2 separate regions of the Homo sapiens genome follow, and region 1 is linked to region 2. A link is a contact called in ENCODE Hi-C or POLR2A ChIA-PET data. All regions are on one chromosome and are shown on one strand. Each heading gives the region's core, a stretch centred on a gene start or an enhancer-like site at or near the end of the contact. The rest is flanking DNA. Distances are from core to core; before and after follow the strand shown. Region 1 holds the start of NCRUPAR (non-protein coding RNA, upstream of F2R/PAR1). Region 2 overlaps IQGAP2 (IQ motif containing GTPase activating protein 2).

Evidence for each region. A loop is a pair of places that touch in the nucleus more often than their neighbours do. ChIA-PET counts read pairs that join two places held with the same protein, here RNA polymerase II (POLR2A). Pooled maps may share reads with other maps.
Region 1: a pooled map shows a loop between it and region 2 (2.1-fold over the local background). The contact joins the promoter of NCRUPAR here to the enhancer-like site in region 2. A Hi-C loop is called at or near these places in 1 of 168 maps with a recorded cell type or tissue (naive thymus-derived CD4-positive, alpha-beta T cell), 4 of 37 single-sample maps with no recorded cell type and 8 of 50 pooled maps. POLR2A ChIA-PET finds 5 or more read pairs at or near these places in 2 of 52 experiments (A673 and RWPE1).

What each region holds. Positions count from the first base shown.
Region 1 is chr5:76,711,101-76,713,800 of GRCh38, reverse strand. It overlaps NCRUPAR (non-protein coding RNA, upstream of F2R/PAR1), which reads right to left and starts at 1,398. Exons shown (of 1, transcript NR_028375.2): 1 at 913-1,398.
Region 2 is chr5:76,555,611-76,558,310 of GRCh38, reverse strand. All of the region lies in intron 2 of IQGAP2 (IQ motif containing GTPase activating protein 2), which reads right to left. Among named protein-coding and RNA genes, the nearest start is that of F2RL2, 66 kb to the left of the region's middle. RefSeq lists an enhancer at 1,390-1,509 and a silencer at 1,038-1,532. Within about 2 kb of position 1,355, at least 4 of the 41 ENCODE cell types and tissues checked have a DNase peak (open chromatin) inside an H3K27ac peak, as active enhancers do.

The DNA.
Region 1 (2,700 bases), core at 149-2,648, 160 kb before region 2:
GTTTCACCATATTGGCCAGGTTGGCCTCAAACTCCTGAACTCAGGTGATCCACCCGCCTTAGCCTCCCAAAGTGCTGGGATTACAGGCATGAGCCACCGCATCCAGCTACCTGACCACTAAGTTTCTGTTCACCATTCAAAAAATCATATCCACATACAAATTGCATATATGTATATCCTTAAAATAAGAATGGAATAATACCACCACATTTTAAAATTTTATCTGTGTCATTGGTGGAAAATGTTATTTTTAACCATTTTACAAAACGATAAAGCTTAAAAGGATGCTTTGGGGTCTTAGTTGTTAGAACAAAATGTACCTCTAGTGACAAAAAGACGTACAATGAAGGCTGGGTGCAGTGGCTCACACCTGTAATCCCAGCACTTTGAGAAACTGAGGCGGTCAAATCACTTGAGGTCAGGAGTTAGAGACCAGCCTGGCCAGCATAGAGAAACTCCGTCTCTACTAAAAATACAAAAATTAGCCGGGCTTGGTGGTGTGCACCTGTAATCCCAGTTACTTGGGAGGCTGACGCAGGAGAATCACTTGAACCTGGGAGGCAGAGTTTGCTGTGAGCCAAAATTGCACCACTGCACTCCAGTCTGGGCAACAGAGCAAGACTCTGTCTCAAAAAAACAAAAACAAAAGCAAAAAAAAAAAAAAAAACAAAAATAATGAAATGCTTAAATGCTTTGTGCATATTGACTAAAGGATTCCTTCTAGGAATATTTCTGCCAGTTGTATTTTTTGAGGCTTGTTTGGTACATGTTTATCTAATTCTTTTTAAATAGTATACTATTCCCTTGTATACATATAATAAATTTTAGTCTTCTAAAACTATTTTATCTGTAGTGTTGTCCCCATTTATATTCCTAACATAGCTAATTTTTTGCTTTTTTCCCTTTATCTGACCAGAGGTCAGAAATGACTATTTTCTAATGCCCGTCTTTTTGCTCCGTTACTTTTATTTTTATTTATAAACACAGATTTTTAATTCATTCTTTTCCTCTACTTTCTTTGAGTTTACTCTTTAGCATAATTTTTTTTTTTTTTTTTTTTGAGACGGAGTCTCGCTGTATCGCCCAGGCTGGAGTGCAGTGGCGCGATCTCGGCTCACTGCAACCTCCGCCTCCTGGGTTTACGCCATTCTACTGCCTCAGCCTCCTGAGTAGCTGGGACTACAGGCGCCTGCCACCACGCCCGGCTAATTTTTCTGTATTTTTAGTAGAGACGGGGTTTCACCGTGTTAGCCAGGTTGGTCTCGATCTCCTGACCTCATGATCCGCCCGCCATGGCCTCCCGAAGTGCTGGGATTACAGGCGTGAGCCACCGCGCCCGGCCTCTTTAGTATAATTTTTTGAACTGATTATTTTTTACCTCTTCTCCTTCAAAAGACCACATCAGCTACATTTTGCAAGTTTTGATATGTGCATATATAAAATTCAGGTCTAAATATTTTGTCAATTTCATTCAATCTTCAACCATAAATTCTTGGATATTTTGACTGGCTTTTTGTGACTGATTTCTAATTTTATGGTCTGTTAGTGATGTTGTTTTTTGTTTTGTCCTTAGACTTCACAAAGTTCCTATGTTTATGTGCTCTTAAGAGCTTTTTTTTTTTTTTTTTTGAGACGGAGTTTTGCACTTGTTGCCCAGGCTGGAGTGCAACGGCCGGATCTTGGCTCACCACAACCTCCGCCTCCTGGGTTGGAGCGATTCTCCTGCCTCAGCCTCCCAAGTAGCTGGGATTCAGGCATGTGCCACCATGCCCGGCTAATTTTTGTATTTTTTTTAGTAGAGACTGGGTTTCTCCATGTTGGTCAGGCTGATCTCGAACTCCCGACTGCCGAGACCAGCTCGGTGGTGGAGACCCTAACCTAGCGGTGCTAGAGGAATTAAAGACACACACACAGAAATATAGATTGTGGAGTGGGAAATCAGGGATCTCACAGCCTTCAGAGCTGAGAGCCTCGAACAGAGATTTACCCACATATTTATTGACAGCAAGCCAGTCATAACATTTACTAAAAGTATTACTTATGGGAAATAAAGGGATGGGCCAAAACAAAGGGATGGCTCTTGCTAGTTATCTGCAGCAGGAACATGTCCAGGCACAGATCACTCATGCTACTGTTTGTGGTTTAAGAATGCCTTAAGCGGTTTTCTGCCCTGGGTGGGCCAGGTGTTCCTTGCGCTCATTCCAGTAAACCCACAGCCTTCCAGCGTGAGCGTCATGGCCATCACGAACATGTCACAGTGCTGCAGAGATTTTGTTTATGGCCAGTTTTTGGGCCAGTTTATGGCCAGATTTGGCGCCCTGTTCCTAAAACCCGACCTCAGGTGATCTGCCCGCCTTGGCCTCCCAAAGTGCTGGGATTACAGGCGTGAGCCACCGTACCCGGCCTCTTAAGAGCTTTTTGAAGAAGATAACCCACTACTTCATTTGTTCCACGCCACTCCTACCAAAACCCCTTTGTCAGTTTTAAAGCAAACATCTGTAGGTTTCTGAGAGTAGAAAATCTACTTAACCAGAGATGATAAACATGTTGAAAATCTGCCTAACCAGAGTTGCTAAAAATATTTCTTGGAAATGAAATCTTGACTTTGCAGCATCATTCATATTGGAACCACTTGATATTAGTTTCCGGTTTTCATTTTCTCTGTTTTAACTTGCCTGGTACCAAATAGTATGAGTCATT
Region 2 (2,700 bases), core at 106-2,605:
GTGAGGGGTAGGGGCTGGGGGTAAACTGACAATTGGTAGCAAGAGTAGGGGGAGATAAGTTGACAATTGGGAGCAAGGGGCAGGAGGCAAAAATAAAAGCTCCCCGAAGTATGATATTTTAGAGTTGGGCTTGTTTTTAAAAAGAGGTAATCACATTTTTGTCTATATTAGGATATATGTGCAGTAGGTTTAAAACACTGATACCAGGCCGGGCATGGTGGCTCATGCCTGTAATCCCAACGCTTTGGGAGGCGCAGGCAGGCGGATCACTTGAGGTCAGGAGTTGAAGACCACCCTGGCCAACATGGTGAAACCCCATCTCTACTAAAGACAAAAATTAGCCAGGCATCGTAATGGGCACCTGCAGTCCCAGCTACTCAGGAGGCTGAGGCAGGAGAATCGCTTGAATCTGAGAGGCGGAGGTTGCAGTGAGCCAAGATCGCACCACTCCACTCCAGCCTGGGCGACAGAGTGAGACTCTGTCTCAAAAAAAATTAAAAATAAATAAATAAATAAAACACTGATAGCAAAAACTTAGGTTAGCTACAACCTATTTAAAATATAGCCATGGCTAATTCTTATGACATTATGAACTGCTCAAAGGCAAAGGCCATTTCTTCTTTCTCTTTATAATCCCTTTGTGCCTGGCAACCTGTTTACACAAAGCAAGTACTTAACATATGGTTATGAAAGATTCTGACTGCTAAAAAGAAAGTTTTCCAAGCATCACAGTTACATCATAAAATATTTTAAGATATTGCCAAAGATTTACAAAATGTTACTTTTTTTAACATTAGGCATCAATGGAGATACCTCTTTTTCTCTGCCTTGAAAGTCAAAAGATGATGCTATTATTATCAATGACAACTAGTGTTTATTGAGCATGATCTTTTGCCAAAATCTGGACTTGATACTTTATGGGGATTATCATGGAATCTTCTCATGATGACCCCATAAGGAAGAGATGCTATCAGAATCACCATTTGCTGATGATTTTCCGGTGTTTTTCTCAGATTCTGTTGATTTTCTGACATGATATCTGAGGTTTTCCAAAGCTCAGAAAAGGCTAAGGCTACCCAGCTCAATAAGCTGACAGGGGCCAGCCTCTGCTCCTCTAATTCCAACTTTTAATTTCTCACAACTCACCAAACTGAATCCTCTAGCCTAGTGTAAAACAAAAGTGATAACAAAACACTGCAGGGCTGCTTCCAGAGTAGCGGTAGAGTTCCACGGCTTGGAGACATAGATGTTGTCACTGTTTCAGTATGAGGTCAGAAGATAGTATATTCACTGTCAGGGTTGAGTAGATTCCTGGGGCTTCATTTGTTCTCTCAGAACTTCCTCTTTGTCACCTACCTTGCAACAGGCAGGGTAAATGGTCCAGGTTTCCCCTTGTAGTGCTGTAGCAGGGCAGAGGCAAGATATAGGAAACTTAGAGCCTATTCAAATGCAGTCACCTCCTCAGGAAGGCCCACAGGCCTAGAGCTCTCAAAGGTCCTTCCAATAAGATACAACTTGGAAACTCCTATCAATCATCAGCCAGTCTAGGAGCAACAAACAAGACTATTCTTCTAGGACAGGTGACAGACTCTGCTGACAGAATAACCAGTCAGACTGGGTACTTAACATTGCTCTAAAGGTATTAAAATCCCTCACAATGAAGCAGGAGCCATGATATGAAACTTCTAAACTTGTGCCCAGTCATCATGCGGGCTGACTAGCCTTTGGATTGATTTTTTAAGTATAAGGAGAAAACTTCAAGCCCAGATAGGGATATAGGAGTTAAGAAGAAATCACGCAGGCAGATAGCAAGGGTATGGGAGTCCTTGGTAAGGTTCTTCTTTTTAATGAAAAGCAGCCCCAAATCATTTTCTATCAAAGAGCAGCCAGCAAGCTGGGAGCTTGCACAGGTGAATGCCAGCGGGAACTAAGGAGTAGACATGTTCAAGATGGCGGCTCCATCTTCCCTTCTCTGCCAGCCACCTGTACTGTAAAGGAGCAGACAAGATGGCCCTAACTGGACAGCCCATTTGCATAAGAAGATTAGGGTGGGGAAACCAGCCTTCCCCGCACTATGTAAATGTCATACCTGATTGAACCAATCTATGAGCTCTAGGTAAATCAGACACTGCCTCTTGAAACCCTACTATAACACTCGAGGCATTCACCACCAGCAGGTCCTTTCTGCTGGGAGACCCCCTCCTTTACAGAGGAAGCTGTTTCTCTCTCTTCTCTTCTACCTATTAACCTTCTGCTCCTAAACTCCTTGTGTATGTGTCCTAAATTTTCCTGGCAGGCGACAACAAACCCCAGGGTATATACCCCAGACAATGTAGCTCCTTCAATACCAGAGTCTGCATTCGTAGCCCCACAGCATCTGTAAGGTGCCAAGTGACTGGGTTGTAACCACAGAAGGTGTGGGGAAATGAGTGTGAGAGGTGCACCACCCCTAAGTGTGGCTCAGGAAAACCTCCCATGGATAAACCTCCTCTCTCTCCTCCCCATCTGCTGGCTGGAGAAGGTAGAAGAACTTCCATCAGACAGGGTCCCTGAATAATTGTGTGGTAAAGAACCCCATGTTTTCAAGGTCATTCTTGTTGGTTAAAAAAAAGAAAAGCAGCAGCAGCTGTTGTGTCTCCTCACCCCCAGCCTACACTACTGAACCTTACAGGAGCAGGAATTAAACTGCTATTGCCAGCC